2 separate regions of the Homo sapiens genome follow, and region 1 is linked to region 2. A link is a loop called in an ENCODE intact Hi-C map of the cell type or tissue named here. Cell type or tissue: body of pancreas. All regions are shown on one strand. Links, peaks and the distances in the headings refer to the core of each region. The heading gives the core; the rest is flanking DNA. Region 1 holds the start of TDRD5 (tudor domain containing 5). Region 2 has its middle 21 kb from the start of ABL2.

The links. A loop is a pair of places that touch in the nucleus more often than their neighbours do. Peaks named below come from ENCODE experiments on the same cell type or tissue, not always from the same donor. Only the 100,000 strongest peaks of a DNase experiment are listed, where the experiment ranks them.
Region 1: a loop joins it to region 2, with 4 times the contacts of the local background. A loop is called at or near these places in 11 of 110 quality-filtered maps.

Annotation. Positions count from the first base shown.
Region 1 is chr1:179,581,586-179,592,070 of GRCh38, forward strand. TDRD5 (tudor domain containing 5) reads left to right here and starts at 10,247. Exons shown (of 18, transcript NM_001199085.3): 1 at 10,247-10,485. It also overlaps the pseudogene LOC126860. In body of pancreas, for the core only: a CTCF peak has its summit at 4,874; a DNase peak (open chromatin) is centred at 5,156; H3K4me3 peaks cover 637 bases; H3K27ac peaks cover 1,173 bases.
Region 2 is chr1:179,245,717-179,256,201 of GRCh38, forward strand. It overlaps the pseudogene COX5BP8. Among named protein-coding and RNA genes, the nearest start is that of ABL2, 21 kb to the left of the region's middle. RefSeq lists a silencer at 4,780-4,952. In body of pancreas, for the core only: a CTCF peak has its summit at 6,190; no DNase peak of the experiment used is centred there.

The sequences.
Region 1 (10,485 bases), core at 747-8,746, 330 kb after region 2:
CCACTGCACTCCAGCCTGGGTGACAGAGTGAGAATCCGTCTCAAAAATAAATAAATAAATTTATAAAAATAAATGTATTTCAAATAATAATGAGGCTGGGCACAGTGGTTCATGCCTGTAATCCCAGCACTTTGGGAAGCCAAGGCAAGAGGATCTCTTGAGCCCAGGAGTTTGAGACCAGCCTGGGCAACCTAGAGAGACCTCTGTCTCTATTTATAAATGAATGAATTGAATGAACGAGTGAGTGAAAGAATGGATGTGAATGAATGGGAAAGGGAAAGGAAAGGAAAGAAGCTCTAGGGAGCCCAACACATGCATTATGAAGAGCTGTCGTGGTGCAGCTAGAGTAGCTTCTACACCTGTCTCGCTCTGTGCTGTGCAGTCTCCATGTGCAAGGGACCACAAACTTCACCTGGAAGTGAGGGCGGAAGCAGGTCCTTGACAGCGCTTAGCTTCTTGCAGCAGATCAATGGATGACTTTTACCATGCCACCTGGAGGCCTGTGGCATGCCAGCCGATCCCACTTGGTTGCCTTCTGAAAAGTCTGGGTGTACGCTACTTTGGTCCGGAGGTTCCTGGCATCTCTCTAACCCCCAACCCTAAAGCTATCCCTATGGGCTAAGAAAATTAGTATTAGACTGCACACCTGTCATCTATTTGAGGCAACAGAGGTGGGAAACTCCTCTACAGCATGCATCAGAATCACTTGGAGGGCCTGTTAAGGCATAGATTGCTGGACTCATCCCCCGACCCCTATTTTCTGATTCAGCAGGTCGAGTGAGGCCTGATAATGTGCATTTCTAGCCAGTTCCCAGGTGATGCTGTTGGTCTGGAACCACACTTTGAGAGCCAGTATGATACAAGTTAAACAAAAGTGTTTTCTAAATACTCCATTTACAGCAGCCCCATTCTCACTGTCTTATCCTGGTTTATTTTTTGCAAGATCCTTTATCATTATTTGACATCATATATTATATATTTTATCTGCTTAATGCTTGTCTTTGGTAATGTCCAGAAAAACAGAAACTTTGTTTTGCTTACTGTTATAGTCCCATCTCTTAGGACAGTACTTGGCACACAGTAGGAGCTAAAAGATATTTGTTGCTTGAATGAACATGCCGTTTGGAAGGCATTAGCCAAAGCTGAAACTGTGAGAATGAGAAAGCTGACCTAGGAAGAGGGGGATGGATAAAAAGGTGAAGAGCCAGCTGGGCGTGGTGGCTCATGCCTGTAATCCCAGCACTTTGGGAGGCTGAGGCGGGCGGATCACCTGAGGTCAGGAGTTCGAGACCAGCCTGGCCAACATGGTGAAACCCCGTCTCTACTAAAAATACAAAAATTAGCTGGGTGTGGTGGCAGGCTCCTGTAATCTCAGCTACTCAGGAGGCTGAGGCAAGAGAATCACTTGAACCCGGGAGGCAGAGGTTGCAGTGAGCCAAGATTGAGCCATTGCACTCCAGCCTGGGGGACAAGAGCGAGACTTGCTCTCAAAAAAAAAAGAAAAAAAGCAAAGAGCCAAGGACAGACCCTGTATTAAATGTACATGGGCATTAACAGAATAACAAAAGGAGGAAATAGAGCAGAATGCTAGGAGTCAAGCCCAGTGCAACAGCATCATAGAAACCCACAGAGGAGAGATTTTCAGAAAGGGAGGAGACACCAACAGTAAACAGCAGAGATCACGTAAGATGAAAAGTCTGTAAAACTTGTCAATTAGTAAGTTTGCCATTGATAATTTTGGTAAAAGAAAGATGTCCTGAGTAGCAGGCTAATTGCTATGGACTGAGTAGTGAATGGTGGATGAAAAGGTGGGAAAAAAACTGAGTGTAGACTGTTTAAGGATTTGGCCACAAAGGAAAGGCTGGAGTGGGAGGTAGTTCAAGAGAAAGTGTTTATTTCTCCTTCCTGCTGTCTTTCTTCTCTGTGTTATGTGTATGTAAGATCAGAGCATAATTTTATGCTATAGGAAAGTAGTCTGTGAAGAGGTATTGAATATGTGTAACAGTAACCAAAGGGTAAGGTCATGATCCTAGAGGAGCTTGGGGGGATAAAATCAAAAGTAGGATGGATGACCCCCTCACCAACCGAGACCAGAAGGAAAGACATGATGGGGACTAGTTTAGAGGACTGGGCTCAAAGTTGAGGGGGTTCATGTATGAGAGCCTCCATTTGCTCTGGGTGGTTTGGAGCAAAGTCATCTAGTGGTAGAGCAGGAGTAGGGTAAGAAATGTAAGAGCAATGGCAAAGGCCTGGAGTCATTGCTGCAGGAAATAGACTTGAACAGTGGCATCCGATAGGCACAAATTGGGTCTCTTTCTCTATCTCGGCTGTTTTCTAGGGCAGGAATGCTGGAAGGAGCAGCTGCAAATTAAAATACACTCCCACAGGCAAGCAAGGATGGGAGGCAGTCAAGTGGAGGGCGTTAATTACCAGAAGAACAGTGGGCTCCAGTCATCATAATAGGCAGCAGGGTGGAAAACACATTGGTCTGACCCAGGAGCTCTCTGGATGTGGTTAAGTAATTTTAGGAACCCAAGGAATGAACTCAACAAATAACCCATTAAGTCTTTTTGGTTTGTATAACAAAAACAAATCCAGGCCGGGCAGTGACTCACTCCTATAATCCCAGTGTTTTGGGAGGCCAAGGTGGGAGCATTCTTCAGTCCAGGAGTTTGAGACTAGCATCGGCAACATAGCAAGACCCCTACCTCCCCCTCCAAAAAAAAGTAAAAAAAAAAAAAAAGAAAAAGAAAAAGTAGCTAAGTATGGTGGAGCATGCATGACTAGCTACTCAAGAGGCTGAGAAGGGAGGACTGCTTGAGCCCAGGTGTTCAGGTCTTCAGCGAGCCATGATCATGCCACTGCATTTCGGCCTGGGCAACAGAGTGGGATCCTGTCTCTAAAAAAAAAAAAAACAAAAAACAACCCACAAAACACAGCTTTATGTCTGGGGAACAGAGACCTCTCCTGAGCAAGAGAGATACAACTTGTCACCCCATTACCGGCACTAAATCAGATCCCAGATCCACAGCCTTTTGAGCATAGCCCAAATATTCTTGTATAAGGACGCTGTGGAAATATTGTACCTAAGACTGCAAGCAAACTTTCATCTCCCCAAAGAGTTTGTGCTCCCTTATAGATAATTGCTCTGGAGAAAAGGAAATACCCAAACTTTTTAGTGACTATCATATGCAAATCCCAAACTAACACTAATTTCTGGGACCCAAAATGTTGCTGTTTGCCATCAACATTTTGAGCTTATAGAGGTTGGGTGACAAATGAACTGAATTCTGGCCCAGGTTCACCTTTGGGCAGGGCTAGTGGGACTGTGAATTCATCCTGTGGTCAAGGGCCCTAGTTGCCAAGTGAATAGCTGGAATAGGTAATCTTAGCAACTGGCAGAATTCCTACATTGGTACACTCACCCATGGTGTAAGGGCTATTCCGGTAGGAAGTACCAAGTGGGGTGCCAAAACAGTACATCAAAAGCAATGCTACATTCCTGGAGAATTGCAGAGATAAGTGTTACCATCAAAGGAGAGAAAGATGCTACTGTGATGGTTCCCACCTCATTCCCATTCACTTCACAGATCAGCTGCCACAGATGACTGATAGGTCTTGGTTACTGCAAATCCAGTCAAGTGGGGACTCTAAGGGTAGCTACTGTTCCCCAGTGGAGTCTTTCTAATGAAGCAACTTCACACAGCCTCTGACACTTGCTTTGCAGTTATCGATCTGGGATTTAGCTCCAGAATATCTTTGTAAAAACCCTCTCTTTTTTATATTATGCACCAATAACTTTTTGATTCAATAATATATTTTATGTTTTATTGCCTATCATTCTTTCATATATTCTGGTTCACATCTGTATATCAGTTTCTTCACTTTAAAATGGGCATCATAATTGTACCTTTTTCAGAGTTATTGGGAAGAAAATGAGATAATCTGTGTAGAGCGCACATAGTATGTACTCAATGTCTGTTGCCTCATCTGTTGGGGATGAGAATCTGGGAAATCTTTTTTGTAATTCGTTGTTCATTTTGCAGGAGTCATTTTCAAGTCATTCAATGAGATGGTAAACTTTCTGAATACTTTCATGTCTGAGAACGTTTTTATTTTCCTCTCACTTTACTGTTGGTTAGCCTAAAGGATTCCAGAGTTAGCCCTGAAGATATTGCCACTGAGAAATTCAAGGGCAAACTAATTTCCATTATTTTATAGATAACATTTCCATATAAAAATCTCTTGATTCTCTTTCTCCTAGAGTTTACCTACAACAGGATATTTTTTCATTAATTATTTTAAGAACTCTAAGTGGGCCCTTTTAATAAGATGTGTTTTGGTGCAAATTTGGGACATTTTCTTCTTTTTAACTCCCCAACCCTCACCATCATTCTTGCTGGTTTTTGTTTATACAGCTTTTGTCATTCAAATGTTGCAATGTTTAGATCCATTTTCTTTTCCTTTTTGTTAATTTGCTATTCAGCCCTGCCCATTCTGCTATAAACCAGCCCATAAGTCTTATTTTCAATCTTTCAGGGATTCCTCAATATTCCTGGCTCATTGATGGAACATTTTGTTCCCTTGGCTTAAAAAAAAAAAAAAAAAAAAAAGCATTATGTCATCAGTTTTAAGAAAGAAGGCCGCGGCCGGGCGCCCGGAGCCGCGCAGCCACACTGCCCGGGAATCGGCCCTCGCCCCCGGCCCTGGCGCTCGGAGCTCGGAGCTCGGAGCTCAGCGCTCAGCGGCTGCCAGGGCTTTTAATGTCTGCTCGGCAGAGCGGGGCCTAGGGCTGGAAAGAGGCTGCCTCGCAGGAAGGCGCTCTAGCGAGCCTCCTCCTGGGCCCGTCACGCCCGCCGTGGGGCGCTGCAGGTAGGGGCGCGCTCCAGGTGGGGGCGCGCTTCCCCGGGGTGGCGTGTTGACTTGAGACGCCGGCCCGCTCGCTGGCTGCTGGCTCGCCAGCCGCTTGTCCCTGCCATGAATTGAGACCGCGGGCCAGCCCCGCGCCTACTCCACCCGCGCCTTTCTCGAGCCTCCTCCACCCGCCGCGGGAGGCCAGGCTTCTGAGGCGGGGGCGGGGGCGGCGGGGGCAGGCAGCTCCCGGCCTGGTGCCTGCACCATGAACTACCAGCAGCAGCTGGCCAACTTGGCTGCCATCCCGGCCGAGATCCAGCACTTCGAGTTGGTCCACCCCAACGTCTACTCCCATCTACCAGCTGCTGGAGCGCGTGGAGGAGCCGGTGCTTCAGAACCAGATCCGGGAGCACGTCATTGCCATCGAAGATGTCTTTGTGAACAGCTAGGAATGGACGCTGAGTCGATCTGTCCCGGAGCTCAAAGTGGTGGCAGGTTCAAGAAAGAGATTGTTGTTGATGGACAGAGCTATCTGCTGCTGATTAAATATGAAGGGGACCCCCTGGAGGCGCAGTTTGCCATGTCGGTGGATGCAGTTATATTTGTTTTCAGCTTGGAGGATGAAATAAGTTTCCAGACTGTTTACTACAGTGGAATGGCCAACTATCGGAACATGAGCGAGATTCCTCTGGTTCTGGTGGGAACCCAGGATGCCATAAGTTCCACTAACCTGAGGGTCATTGATGATGCCAGGGTAAGGAAGTGCTCCAACGACCTGAAGCGGTGCACGTACTATGAGACGTGTGCTATGTATGGGCTGAACGTGGAAAGGGACTTCCAGGAGGTTGCCCAGAAGATTGTTGCCACAAGGAAGAAGCAGCAGCTGCCCATAGGACCCTGCAAGTTGCTGCCCAGTTCTCCAAGCCATTCCACCGTCTGTTCTGCACAGGTGTCCGCCATGCACATCAACTAGACAAGTAATGGAGGTAGGAGTTTAAGCAACTATTCCTCCTCTGTTCCATCGACTCCCAGCACCAGCCAGAAGGAACTTCAGATGGATGTTCCTCCCACTGCCAACACGCCCACACCCATTCACAAGCAGTTCACAAGCAGTTCAAGTGGGGTCAAACCTGTTCACCTCTCAGAAAGGGAGCAACCCAAAGAGTAGAAAGGCCTAGAGAGTCATGCATACGGCATTGGGAGCAGCCAAGCCATGCCAATTATACAGGGCATGCTGTTGAAGCAGAGTGGCAAATCGTTGAATAAAGAGTGGTAAAAGAAATATGTCACCCTGTGTGACAATGGTGTGCGGACCTATGATCCAAGTTTACATGATTACATGCAGAATGTCCATGGTAAGGAGACTGACCTTCTGAGAACCACTATGAAAGTCCCAGGGAAGAGGCTACCCCAAGCCACGTCGGCCTGCGTGCCCATCTCCAGGACTAAAACCAATGGCCTATCCAAGCACATGAGGAGTTTACACATCTCACCCAATTCAGGAAATGTCACTAGTGCATCTGGGTCTCAGTTGGCAGGTGGCATCAGCCTGGTCTCCTTCAACAGCCAACCAGATGGCATGCACCAGCACTCCTACTCAGTCTCCAGAGCCAACCAGTGGAGTCAGGCTACAGTCATTGCAAACTCGGCCATTAGCAGTGACAAGGGGTGGGTGACTCTGTATGCTCCAGTCGCAGTAACTCCAGCACCACCAGCCCACCTCCCCTCACACCAACAGAAAGAAGCACTATAGGCAGAAAGCCACCAGCAACTTCAAAGCTGATGGCCTGTCTGACACTGCTGAAGAACAAGAAAACTTTATCATTGTGTCCCTCACTGGCCAAACGTGGCACTTTGAAGCCACGACGAATGAGGAGCAGGACACCTGGGTCCAAGCCATCGAGAGCCAGATCCTGGCCATCCTGGCCAGCCTGCAGTCGTGCAAGAGCAGCAAGAACAAGTCCCAGCTGATGAACCAGAGTGAGGCCATGGCCCTGCAGTCAATCTGACACATGCACGGAACTCCCACTGTGTGAACTGCGAGACCCAGAATCCTAACTGGGCCAGTTTGAACTTGGGAGTGCTCACGTGCATCAAGTGCTTAGGAATCCATTGGAATCTTGGCACCCACCTTTCCCGAGTCTGATCTCTGGACCTGGATGACTGGCCAGTTGAGCTTATCAAGATGATGTCATCCATTGGGAACGAGATATTCAACAGCGTCTGGGAAGAGAGCAGCCAGGGGCGGATGAAACCCTTAGTAGACTCCACAAGGAAAGAGAAGGAACAATGGATCCATGCCAACTACGAGCAGAAGCTCTTCCTGGCCCCGCTACCCTGCACGGAGCTGTCCCTGGGCCAGCACCCGCTTCGGGCCACCGCAGACGAAGACCGGCAGATGGCCATCCTGCTGCTGGTGCACAGCTCCTGGGACAAGGTGAAAGAAACCTTTGGGGAGGGAGACAGAGATGGCCGCACTGCACTGCATCTGGCCTGCCACAAGGGAAGTGTGGTCCTGGTGCAGCTCCTGATCTGGTACCGGGTGGACGTCATGGCCCAAGATGCCCATGGGAACACAGTGCTGGCCTACACCTGGCAGGCCTCGAGGCAGGAATGCATCAATGTGCCCTGGAGTATGGCTGCCCAACGAGCACTGAGTGCTCATGGCCACCCCTAACCTGTCCAGGAGAAACAATAACCAGAAAAGCAGCAGCAGGAGGGTGCCCACCATCATCTGAGGAACAGCCGTGCCTGCCTGCCCGCCAGCCACACCTGGGACGCGGCAGCCTCGCAGCATACTCACTTGGAAGTCGCAGCACGTGAGTCCCATCACATCCCCTCACTCTTCCTGGTGGTCGCCTCCCTCCCACCCACCCACTCCCACCCCACACAAAATCACAAAACCTGGACATCCTCAAGGGGTGAAGAGGCAGCTGGGAGACTGTAGAAGCAGTTCCTTTGCTCAAATTTCCCTAAACCACAAGCAGGAGAGAGCGACAGGCCTCGGCTCTTTGATGATAGCACACGGCGCAGGACCCTTGTTCTGGTGGCACAAGGGGCGGGGATGTGAGGGGGAGGGGCAACTTTCCTTAACTGGCAGTTAAGCACATCAGTACTACCAAGCGGAACACTTGGATTCCATCCCTTCTCTGAGGAGCTTGATGGCATAAATCAGAAGCAAGCACAGAGTTTGTCAGGTTTGAAGCCCTTATGATGGTATGTGTCAAGTCAGTTGTAGCTAATCTGTCCAGGGAGAATACTGGCTTCATTACACTTGTACAGTTGAGTTCTTCCAGCATTACTGCTGTTTAATAGAAGAGGATTAGTCATCACCAAGAAGACAGCAGATTAGCCAAGGAGGTAGTTATGCGGCATGCTCCGGTGATCGCCACAATGTGATTGCAGTACTCTTAGAAGCATCATATCATCCCAGATATGTTCTTTCAAGCCCTTGGAGCCCTCCTTTCTAAATTCACTGTCATAATTTAGTATCTGTTTAATTTTTCAGTCCAAAGAGAGGAAATCAGTTGCTGAGTAACTTTCTTTTTGACTGCGGTCTCCTTGGTGCAAAAACAAAATGGGAAAAATAAATAAGAATAACTCAGAAATTCAAAAGGAAATCACAAATTCAGCTAATAATAGCATTTTGAGTATATTTTGTAAACCAAATAAACACACAAAAGGCTATTTTTTCCAACCATAAGAGACATTGTCTGTCCTTTTGCCAAGGTGGATGTGTTAGTCTCAGGCCCTCCTGGGCCACACTGCCAAACTCACACGGACTTCTGCATTTTATGTATTTAGATAAGATGTGTGAAAATATATTTGAATAAAAGAAGTTCATAAATATGCATTGATTTTTGTACAGACAAAAGGCACCTTTCTTAATTTATAAATTGAACTGGATGTGAACTAATAATGTGCAACTAGTTGAGATAAGAGGGTTACAAATCATTGTACATGGAAAATATTCCCAGCAGTAAACACTTCCATTAATGTGATCTACAGCTTTTAAAAAGGAGCATCTCAGAATAAGATGGTGGTACAATTTGCTTGTTAAAATTGAGAAAAAATAGACACATTGGAATATATTAGAAAGGGAAAAGAAGGAATGTGATTTCTTCTGATTGAAAGCATGATTTAGATCAGATACAGTTTTTGCTAACCAAGACCAAGGGGCTCTGGCAAGACAGGGTGGTTTTCCGAATGCCAGACCGAGGTGCCTTACGAAGGCAGCTGCCGATGGTTCTGTGGCACAGACTGGCTCCTGAGAACCCAGACGACCTTGACCCTGCACCCCCGCCCTCCATGCTAGTACCTCGTCTGATTCCCATCGCCACAGTATCCAGCTGCTTGAGACATCAGCTGCCTTCAGTGGTGGTAGTCAAACATAGTCAGCCAAACCATGGCATCCCTTAGGTTAAAAGAAAACGGGGCAGCTTTGCCCAGAGCCTGTTGGCACTGTGGGCGGGGGAGAGGGTTGGGGGAGAGAGAAGGGTTGTCACGATGGAAGATGAGGACACTAGTCTCATGTAGCACAGAAACACGAAGTCACATGCGCTGGCAGCCTCCGGGGTGCTCCTTGCTGTCATATATTAAACCTTACATTTTATAAGAAAAAAAAAAGAAGGAAGATAAGGTCATTGTGTGTGCTTAAGCCTCTTTGTTGATTCAAATTCTTTGGTTATTTTGGTTTGTCTTGTTTCTTTAATTAGACTGTACATTTTAAGGTACAAGTCTTTATATTATACAATGCCCCTCCCTATTCTATATCTCTTAAACTACTGTTTTCTGGTTTTCAAGGACTTTATAAATCTGGCTCATTCTACCAAACCAACTATACATCCAAATAAATCTCTAGTGGCACCTAGAATGTTGTCCGCTCATTTAAAAAGGTCTCCTAGCCCCACCCATTCCTTCATCAGGGAGCCAGAGTTGCCTTTAGCTCTGCAGGGATTCTCAGCCAAGAATCAGAATTTTCTGTCTGTGATTTTCCTCAAATAAACCCAGACCTATTGAATGAGAATCTCTGCTTATCAGACCTGTGCATCCTTTTCGCCTCTTACATAGCCCCACAGGTGATTCTGAGGCCCACGCGGCCCGCTTCCCCTCCCTGCGTCAGGCCCGGCCCTAGCTCTGGAGGTGGTTGGATTGGTTCAAGGGCTGCAGCCCCACCTCGCGTCTTCCCACCGCGTCGGAGGACGTAGGCGCCTGGGATCCTGGAAGGCGGCCAGCCTCTGCAGCCGGGCCCAGCGGCTCCTGAGACTGGGGCGGACCTCACACCTGACCCCGGAGCGGCTAATCCTGCCCAACCGTCCCACCTGCCACGTGCCCTCGGGGCTGGAACGCGGCGCCCCGGGAGAGGCCTGCTGGTCAGGGGGCGCTGGTGCGCAGGCGCGCGGGGCCGCCGTCGCAGCTACCTTCCTGCGCCGATTCGGAGAGGGCCCCCTAATCTCTACTCGGCCCGCACCAGCAGCGCTGGCGTCAGGGCGCGGTGGGGGCAAGACGGGTGACTGGCAGCAGGGCGGTGCCGGGCCGAGAAGGGCGCCTCACCTGGCGCCTCCTGCCTTCCTTTCCACCTCAGGTTGCAGAGAGCCGCCAGGGCAGGTGGAAGGGCCACGCCCCGCTCCC
Region 2 (10,485 bases), core at 1,755-9,754:
CTGAGGCAGGCAGATCACTTGAGCCCAGGAGTTCAAGACCAGCCTGGGCAACATGGTGAAACCCTATCTCCATAAAAAATCCAAAAAGTTAGCCGGGTATGGTGGTGTGTGCCTGTAGTCCCAGCTACCTGGGAGGCTGAGGTGAGAGGATCATCTGAGCCCAGGAGGTTGGGGCTGCAGTGAGCTGTGATTGGACTACTGCACTCCAGCCTGGGGACAGAGTAAGACCCTGTCTCATAAAATAAAATAAAATAAAATAAAATAAAATAAAATAAAATAAAATAAAATAAAATAAAATAAAACTGTAATTTATTTGCAATTCAACTTCAATTTCACGGGTTCAAATTACCTCTGTGCTTTAAAATCATTTCCCCTGAGAAAGAGAGGTTTAACTTATGATGATATCCAATGTGCTTCAGAGTGTATAGTCTGTTTCTCTTTTCCTTGAATCTGGACTGGTCCTGTGGTTTGCTTTGACCAATGAATATGGCAGAATTGACTCTGATTTTGGAGCCTACGTCATAAAACACCTTTCATCTTCTATCTTCTACACCTGTAAGACTCCCACTTGAAATACAGCTGAAAGGTTCAAAACAAGATTTACCTGTAAAATTTAAGATGAGAATATTGACCATCAGTTTCAAAATTATTTCCTGAATTAATAAGTATAATAACCTAAGTTAATATATAGGAATCTCTTATATAGGACTATATGATAGAAATGGAAGAAACTGATGGAGAAATAAGTAATCCTAAGATGTTAGGCAAGTTAGGCAGCAGGAAAAAAGGGCCTACTGAATGCTAATAATAAACTTTAGTTTCTTGATACAATCACCATTTAAAAATTAGAATCATTAAAATAATTTCTGAACCCATAATTGGTATAAATTTTTCTTTTTTCTTTTCTTTTTTTTTTTTTTTTTTTGAGTCAGAGTCTCGCTCTGTTGCCCAGGCTGGAGTGCAGTGGCACAATCTTGGCTCACTGCAACCTCCATCTCCTGGGTTCAAGTGCTCTCCTGCCTCAGCCTCCTGAGTAGCTGGGATTACAGGCATGTGCCACCATGCCCGGCTAATTTTTGTATTTTTAGTAGAAACGGGGTTTTTCCACGTTGGCCAGTCTGGTATCAAACTTTTGACCTCAGATGATCCGCCCACCTCAGCCTCCCAAAGTGCTGGGATTACAGGCTTGAGCCACTGTGCCAGCCTGGCATAAATTTTTCTACTAAATTAGAGGAAGGTAACATGGAACTGTATGACCCTTGAAGCATCAGAAAATCTCACTGGGACTGAGTTTCTTGCACTGTAAAATGATACTTTGGTTAGATAACTAGAATACTATTGGAAAATTTAATTACAATCCTGAGTATCATTACCAAAAAGTGCCTTTCAAGTATGAGGGAGAGAGACACGTGGTCACCAGCTTTAGGAAAAAGAACACACACAACCTAAGTATCTGGAGACTGTTAAAGCTTTCCTGTTGATATAGCATTGGCAAAGTCTTTGTGTAACCCGAAGGTATGCATGCATTAATTTGAAGGCCATTATTCATTTTTTTCTGAGACAGAGTTTTGCTTTTGTTCCCCAGGCTGGAGTGCAGTGGTGTGATCTCGGCTCATAGCAACCTCTGCCTCCCGGATTCAAGCGATTCTCCTGTCTCAGCCTCCTGAGTAGCTGGGATTACAGGCATGTGCCACCACGCCCAGCTAATTTTGTATTTTTAGTAGAATCAGGGTTTCTCCCGGTTGACCAGGCTGGTCTCAAACTCCAGGCCTCAGGCAATCCGCCCACCTCGGCCTCTCAAAGTGCTGGGATTACAGACGTGAGCCACCATGCCCAGCCGCTATGACTATGTATATAGAAAATCTGGGATGCTCAACTAAAGAGCTTTAGAATTAATACAACAAGTTAGAATGGCTAGCTATAAGTAAAGATCCATAAACTTAGTAGGTTCCCTTTATTGGAGCAATGGGTTAGAAATAGAATTTGAAAAAGTAAAAATAAACAAAGTATATCTATATACAATACATATATATATAATGTTTATATGTATATGTATATGTAATAAGTTGATCAGAAAAAAGTATTACAGCCTGGGCAACATAGCAAAAACCCGTCTCTACAAAAAAATATAAAAATTAGCCAGGCGTGGTGGTGCTCCCTTGTAATCCCAGCTACTCGGGGACAGAGGGGTAGTCGGGTGGGGAGTGTTGAGGCAGGAGGATGGCCTGAGCTCGGGAAGTTGAGGCTGCAGCAGGCCGAGATTGTTGCAGTGGGCCGAGATCGCGCCACTGTACTCCATCCTGGGTGACAGAATGAGACCCTGTCAAAGAAAGAAAGAAAGAAAAAGGAAAGAGAGAGAGGGAGGAAGGAAGGAAGGAAGGTAGGAAGGAAGGAAGGAAGGAAAGAAAGGGAGGGAAGAAAGGAAGAGAGAGAGGGGAGGAAAGAAGGAAGGAAGAGAGAGAGAAGGGAAGGAAGGAAGGAAGGAAAAGAAAAGAGTATTAAATGGGAAGTGAGTATAAAACTGTAATAAAGAATACAAAGATTGGCTGGGCACGGTGGCTCACACCTGTAATCCCAGCACTTTGCGAGGCCGAGGCGGGAGGAACACTTGATCTCAAGAGTTCAAGTCCAGCCTGGCTAACATAATGAGACTCCATCTCTACAAAAAATGTTTTTAAATTAGCTGAGTGTGGTGGCTCATGCTTATACTCCCTGCTTGGGAGGCTGAGGTGGGAGGATTGCTTAAGCCCAGCAGGTCAAGGCTGCAGTGAGCTATGATCGTGCCACTGCACTCCAGCCAGAGCAACAGAGTGAGACCCTGTCTCAAAAATAATAATAATAATATAAAGATTAACTCAATAAAGAGTCCCTCCTGAAAAGGAGGACTTTGAACTTCTTTCTAAGAAATTGTTTTACCATAATAATCAAAACACCTTTGATATCAAATAAACACTGTGTTCATATTTTATGCTAAATTAACAACATATATGTGTATAGCTATACATGTATTTGGGGGAGTTTCTAGTATGGCTGTATTCCAGTTTGTCTCTTTTTTTTTTTGAGACGGAGTTTTGCTCCGCCCAGGCAATGGCGTGATCTCAGCTCACCGCAACCTCCACCTCCCGGGTTAAAGCGATTCTCCTGCCTCAGCCTCCTGAGTAGTTGGGATTATAGGCATGCGCCACCACGCCCTGCTAATTTTGTATTTTTAGTAGAGACGGGGTTTCTCCATGTTGGTCAGGCTTGTCTCGAACTCCCAACCTCAGGTGATCCACCTGCCTCAGCCTCCCAAAGTGCTGGGATTACAGGCATGAGCCACCATGCCCAGCCAGTTTGGCTCTTTAAAACATTGGTCACCCTAGCATTGGCCATTCATTCACTAAGTATTAAGCTCTTACTGTGTGCCAGCTGCTGTATCAGGGACTAAGGTAACAGCTGTAAAAAAGGCAGACAAAATTCCCTTCTCCTCAAGGAAACTGTAGTGTGGTTGGAGAATCCAGTAAAGAAAATTGACAATTAGAATATACTGTGCAATGAGTGCTAAAGAAGGGGAAATGACCTAAGAGCACAGAAGCAGGGCCAGGAAGGCTTCCCCCAACGTGGGAATCTGGAGGAAGGGGAAACAGAGGAAGGAAGCATTCTCCCCGCCCTAAGGAAGACCAGAGGGAGCATGGCACAGTGGGGAGCTGTGAAGTTTTCTATCACTTTTTTTTTCTAGCATTAGCAAATATTTGTGAGTGTTTGCTGTATGCTGAGTGATACAAGGAGCACAGAATAACTATGTGAGTGATTACAATACAGTGAGATTGGAAGACATAAGAACTCCAATTTCAGCTGGGCGCGGTGGCTCATGCCTGTAATCCCAGCAATTCGGGAGGCCGAGGCAGGCGGATCACAAGATCAGGAGTTTGAGACCAGCCTGGTCAACGTGGTGAAACCCTGCCTGTACTAAAAATACAAAAATTATTCAGGCATGGTGGCAGGTGCCTATAATCCCAGCTACTCGGGAGGCTGAGGCAGGAGGATTGCTTGAACCAGGTAGGCAGAGGTTGCAGTGAACTGAGATCACGCCACTGCACTCTAGCTTGGGCCACAGAGCAAGACTCCATCTTTTTTTTTTTTTTTTTTTTTTGAGACAAAGTTTCACTCTTGTTGCCCAGGCTGGAGTGCAATGGCGTGATCTCAGCTCACCGCAACTTCCGCCTCCTGGGTTCAAGCAATTCTCCTGCCTCAGCCTCCCGAGTAGCTGGGATTACAGGCATGTGCCACCACCCCTGGCTAATTTTGTATTTTTAGTAGAGATGGGGTTTCTCCATGTTGATCAGGCTGGTCGTGAACTCCCGGCCTCAGGTGATCCGCCCACCTCAGCCTCCCAAAGTGCTGGGATTACAGGCGCGAGCCACCGCGCCCGGCCTAGACTCCATCTTTAAAAATAAAAAAATATTGGGAGGCTGAGGCGGGCGAATTACCTGAGGTTGGGAGTTCCAGACCAGCCTGACCAACATGGAGAAACCCTGTCCCTACTAAAAATACAAAATTAACCGGGCATAGTGGTGCACACCTGTAATCCCAGCTACTCGGGAGGCTGAGGCAGGAGAATCACTTGAACCCAGGAGGCAGAGGTTTCAGTCAGCCGAGATCATGCCATTGCACTCCAGCCTGGGCAACAAGAGCAAAACTCCATCTCAAAAATAAATAAATAAATAAAATTAATCAGTCAATCAATCAATTGGGTGTGGTGGCATGCATCTGTAATCCCAGCTACTCAGGAGGCTGAGGCAAGAGAATCGCTTGAACCTGGGAGGTGGAGGTTGCAGTGAGCTGAGATCGTGCCACCGCACTCCAGCCTAGGTGACACAGTGAGACTCCATCACAAAAAAAAAAAAAAAAAAAAGTCCAATTTCAACACAGGAACAAAACACAGCATAAGAGATGTCACAACGGTGGAGATACAAATTCAGGTAATATTTTAAGTGACTTTGCTCATTGCTTTTATGTTCTGATTTTTTTTTTTAGATGGAGTCTCACTCACTCGCCCAAGCTGGAGTGCAGTGGCATGATATCGGCTCACTGCAACCTCCGCCTCTGGGGTTCAAGCCATTCTCCTGCCTCAGCCTCCCACATAGCTGGGATTACAGGTGCCCACCACCATGCTCGGCTAATTTTTGTATTTTTAGTAGAGACAGGGTTTCACCATGTTGGCCAGGCTGGTCTTGAATTCCTGACCTCAGGTGACCCACGGGCCTCGGCCTCCCAAAGTGCTGGGATTATAGGCATGAGCCATCATTCCCAGCCTGTTCTAACTTTTTTCATTTGGAAAAAACGTAAAGTTGTAGAAAAGTGTAATGAATACTCACATTTCTCCCCACTTAGATTTACCAACTGATGACCTCTTGCCACACCTGCTTTGTCTCTCTACATATGTATACACACATCTCCTTTTTGTTAAAACATTTGAAAGTAGGTTGCAGATGTCTTCCTACATTATTCTTAAATATCCCAGCTTGAATCTCCCAAGAACAGGAATACTGTCCTGCAGAAGCACAGGGTCCTAACACACTTAAGAAAATCAATATTAACTCAGTCACATCAACCAACATGCTCAAATTTCTTCACCTGTCCCAAATCCTTTTTTTTTTTTTTTTGAGATGGAGTTTTGCTCTTGTTGACCAGGCTGAAGTGCAGTGGCTCCATCTCAGCTCACTGCAACGTCCACCTCCTGGATTCAAGCCATTCATCTGCTTCAGCCTCCCACATAGCCAGGATTACAGGCGCCTACCACCATGCCCAGCTAATTATTGTATTTTTAGTAGAGAGGGGGGTTTCACCATGTTGGCTGGGCTGGTCTCGAACTCCTGATCTCAAGTGATCCACCTGCCTCCGCCTCCCAAAGTATTGGGATTACAGGCATAAGCCAGTGCGCCCAGCCCCCAAATTGTCTTTATGGCTCTTCTCCCAACTCATCACATTTAAAAGTTCTTCTGTACCCTTAATGTACTTCTACTGTGCCTGGAAAATAAATGTAACGTCATTAGGTCTGTTTCTTCCCTTAAGATAAGCTATACTTTAATATTTATTCTAGTTAGACTTACTGGGTATGTGATTTATGATTTATGATTGGATCTGTGAAGAAAACAATTTGGAAAGCATTCCTGGAAAGGCTACACATCACAGTTAGCCTCTAGATGTCCTCCTTGGATAGAAGAAACCTGCAGCTAGTAGCTTAACAAGGACTTTTCCAGAGCAGTCACTATTGAGCAGATGCATTGTTCCCCAGTCAACATAGATGAAAGAGTTTAATAAATGCTTCAGAATTCCAAACTGAATATAAATAAGCTCAATTTATATGGTTCTCCAAACATTTGGCACACCTGAACAAGGTTGTAAGCTGGAAGAGCATGAGGATAAAAAATGAGGTTGACTGTCCTGTAATCCCAGCATTTTGGGAGGCCGAGGTGGGCAGATCACTTGAGAACTGGAGCTCGAGATCAGCCTGGCCAATGTGGTGAAACCATGTCTCTACTAAAAATATAAAAATTAACTGGGCGTGGTGGCGCATGCCTGTAACCCCAGCTACTTGGGAGGCTGAGGCACTAGAATCACTTGAACCCAGGAGGCAGAGGTTGCAGTAAGCCGAGATTGCACAAACTGCACTCCAGCCTGGGTGACAAAGTGAGCCTCCATCTCGGAAAAAACAAAACAAAACAAAACAGCAACAACAACAACACAGAAAGAAATGGCCAGCCATGGTGGCTCACACCTGTAATCCCAACACTTTGGGAGGCCAAGGCGGGCAGATCACCTGAGGTCAGGAGTTCGAGACCAGCCTGGCCAACATGGTGAAACCCCATCTGTACTAAAAATACAAAAATTAGCCGGGCACAGTGGCGGGAGCCTGTAATCCCAGCTACTCGGAGGCTGAGGCAGGAAAATCACTGGAGCCCAGGAAGCAGAGGTTGCAGTGAGCCGAGATAGATCGTGCCACTGCACTCTAGCCTGGGCGACAGAGTGAAACTGTGTCTCAAAAACAAAACAAAACAAAACAAAAAAACAGAAGTTGATAGGACAAAAAGAGACCAGGGTAAGTATTCACAGACTTGTTTCTGCCACTTTCAGCTCTTTTAAAGGGATATCTATATGACTCAATATTGTGCCTTTGTTATACTCATTAGTTAAATGGGCAGAGAAACAGAATGGAATGAGCCTAAATGAGAAGCCATACAGAAGATGTCTGACAGAAATTATTCCAAAAGTGAGAAGAAGAGACCCAGAAAGGATAGGAGTTTCCAAAGAGACAAAGAAGAGCAATTTAGGAGAGTAGTTTCTATGATGAGTGGGACTTTGGGGGGAGATTTATAGGGGATTATAGAATATGTTGTTGTGTTAGATGGTGCAGTTCTACTTTATCTTTCCTCATATTTATTCCAGTTATAATAATAATAATAATTTACTGAATAGTAATTACTGTGTCAGACACTATGCTAAGCACTTTGCATACATTATCTCATGTAATCCTAATAACAAACCTGTGACCTCTCATTATCCCCATTTTACAGTCAAGAAAACTTAGTCTAGAGAAGTTAAGCAGGTCATCCAAGGTCACCCAATTAGTAAATAGCAGAGCTAGCGGAGCAAGGATGTGGGTCTTGGCTGACTCCAGAGCTTGTGTTCTTACGTGTTTTGCTATATAACACGATCATTTGTCACTGACATGTGGGATCTGGAAGCATATGCGAAAGTGTAAAGAGGCCATGCAGCCTACTTCAGCCTACTTCCAGCTGAGGCTGGAGTTGCTACTATGACTTCTATGTCATCAAGCCCTTAACATTCCAGGGTTTTAGATAGTCCTTGCATATTTTCAGAAAGTAACCATTCCTATCACCATTTCTTCACTCACATAAGAAAAATGGTATACTCCTCTGTCTCTCTGTCTTTTCAAAGGCTGGCATTTTTCTTTCCCACTGTTATTCTTCGGGAAAAGAGCCATCCGTGAGAAAGTGGCTAACATGACCTCTGTATGATTCAGAGAAATGTGTCCACCACAACCGAGATAAACTCCTTGTCCAGTGTGGTAAGCATAAACTGACACTTCCTCATCAAAGATGCCCACCTTCTAATCTCTAGAACCTGAGAATATGTTATCTTACATGGTCAAATGGATTTTGTAGATGTGACTAAATTAAGGATCTTGAGATGGGGCGATAATCCTGCATTAGCCAATGGGCCCAAAGTAATCACATGAATCTTTTTTTTTTTTTGAAACAGTGTCTCATTCTGTCACCCAGACTGGAGGGCGGTGGTGCAATCTCAGCTCACTGCAACCTCTGCCTCCCAGGTTCAAGCACTTCTCCTGTCTCACCCTCCCGAGTAGCTGGGACTACAGGCGCACGCCACCACTCCTGGCTAATTTTTTTTGTATTTTAGTAGAGATGGGGTTTCACCATGTTGCCCAGGCTGGTCTCGAACTCCTGAGCTCAGTCTGCCCGCCTTGGCCTCCCAAAGTGCTAGGATTACAGGCATGATTCACCGTGCCCGGCAATCACATGAATCTTATAAGGGGAGGGACAGGATATTGAGAATAAGAAGAGGAGGTATGACGATGGAAACAGAGGCCTGGAATAAAGCAGGGTTACAAGCCAAGGAATGCAGGCCGCCTACAGAAGATGGAAAAGGCAAGAAAACAGGCTCTCCCCTAGAGCCTCCAGAATTCATTGCAGCAGCAATAGGAAATGAAATGAAAACACTTTGTATAGGGATACATGAAGCCATGCTTGCTACTCTATGTCCATGAACACATTTAGAGGTAGACTGACTCCAGAAACTCAGTCATAGCACAGACTGATTGGTGGTAGAGTTCCTCAGTAGGCCAACTCCTCTACACATAAAGGAAAAAAGAGTTCCCCAGATCTCTAATAATGGCTAAAATTCAGACTATTCAGCTGGGCATGGTGGCTCACACCTATAATCCCAGCACTTTGGGAGGCCGAGGTGGGCGGATTGCCTGAGGTCAGGAGTTTGAGACCAGCCTGGCCAACATGGTGAAACCCCATCTCTACTAAAAATACAAAAATTAGCCAGGCGTGGCAGTGCACATCTGTAATCTCAGCTACTCGGGAGGCTGAGGCAGCCTACTTGAGCCTGCCCCAGCCGAGATCACACTATTGCACTCCAGCCTTGGTGACAGAGTGAGACTCCATCTCAAAAAATAAATAAATTAATTAAAAAATCAGACTATTCCTATCCTGTGCCATGTACTGTCCTAAGAGTTTATGTCTACATTTAATCTTCACAATGTTACTGACAAAGCTGGTTCCAGCTGTCAGGTGCCTGTTGCCAGGTCTGCGGTGAGGCAAAGGGCCTTCCCAAATAGGCCTTCCCTAATCTAGTCCAGTGTCCCATCTGGGTTGCCAGTTTTATGAACAACAAAGCTGGTCCCTATAAAGATGTGGTACTTTACTATTTGGTGTCATGAAGTCAATATACAAAACTAAAAGTGAGTGTCAACCAGTGCAGGCTTTATTCAATGGCCATGGAATCCAGAAGTGGGAGCCTGGCTCACTAATCAATGTCTCAATAAGTGAAAGGTGAGGGGACTAAAATTTAGGGCTTCTCTAATAATGGGGTTGGACTTTAAAAGCAAGGGGAGAAATACTCACATTTTTTCTGGAAATGGGTGGTGGGCTTCCCAGAACCATAGTGCTGCCTTCTTTTTTGTGCTTTTATGGCTTCTTCTGGTCACTGTCTTGGCAATTGTCAACTGTCATGGCACTAGTGGGAGTGTCATTTAGCATGGAAGTGAGATTATAATGAAGCCTGAGGTCTTCTTGAAGTCATTTGGTTGGCTATCTTGGTTCTAACCAGTCTCAGTTAGTCTGGTTACAAAGGGAACTTTTAATTGCAGGCATCCTGTTTCTTAAAGATAAACAAGAGTTTGGATACAGTAGGAATTCACCTATGTCACCTACATGTTATACCAGGTGACAAATCTCCCAGTGCTACTGCTTGTCACAGGTGTGATGGCTTCAAGATGCTTTGCAGACCAGAGCGCTGGCCACACAGGCCCTGAGGGCCCGCAATTCCAATGGAGTGGCCATGGTGTACTCCATGGCATCTGGAGGTGGTGTTCTTACTGATGACAAGAAGGCGGCTGGGTTGGAGAGGGAGCTCATGATGGCTGCACGGAAGGGACTGGACCCATACAGTATAATACCCCCAAAGGCAGCTTCAGTCACAGGGAACCCTAATTTGGTCCCCACCATCACCAATAAGTGAATAGTGGGCTATATCTATGAAGAGGACAACAGTGCCATCATCTAGTTTTGGCTACACAAAGGCAAGAGCCAGTGATATCCTAACTGTGGAACCTGCCCCATCAGGGGGCCCATGGAGCCTCTGTGTTAAGTTACTCAAATGTGCTATAAAGTCTTTTCTTTCCAATAAAGACTTGCATTGGCCTCTTCTCCCAAAAACAACAACAAAAAAACA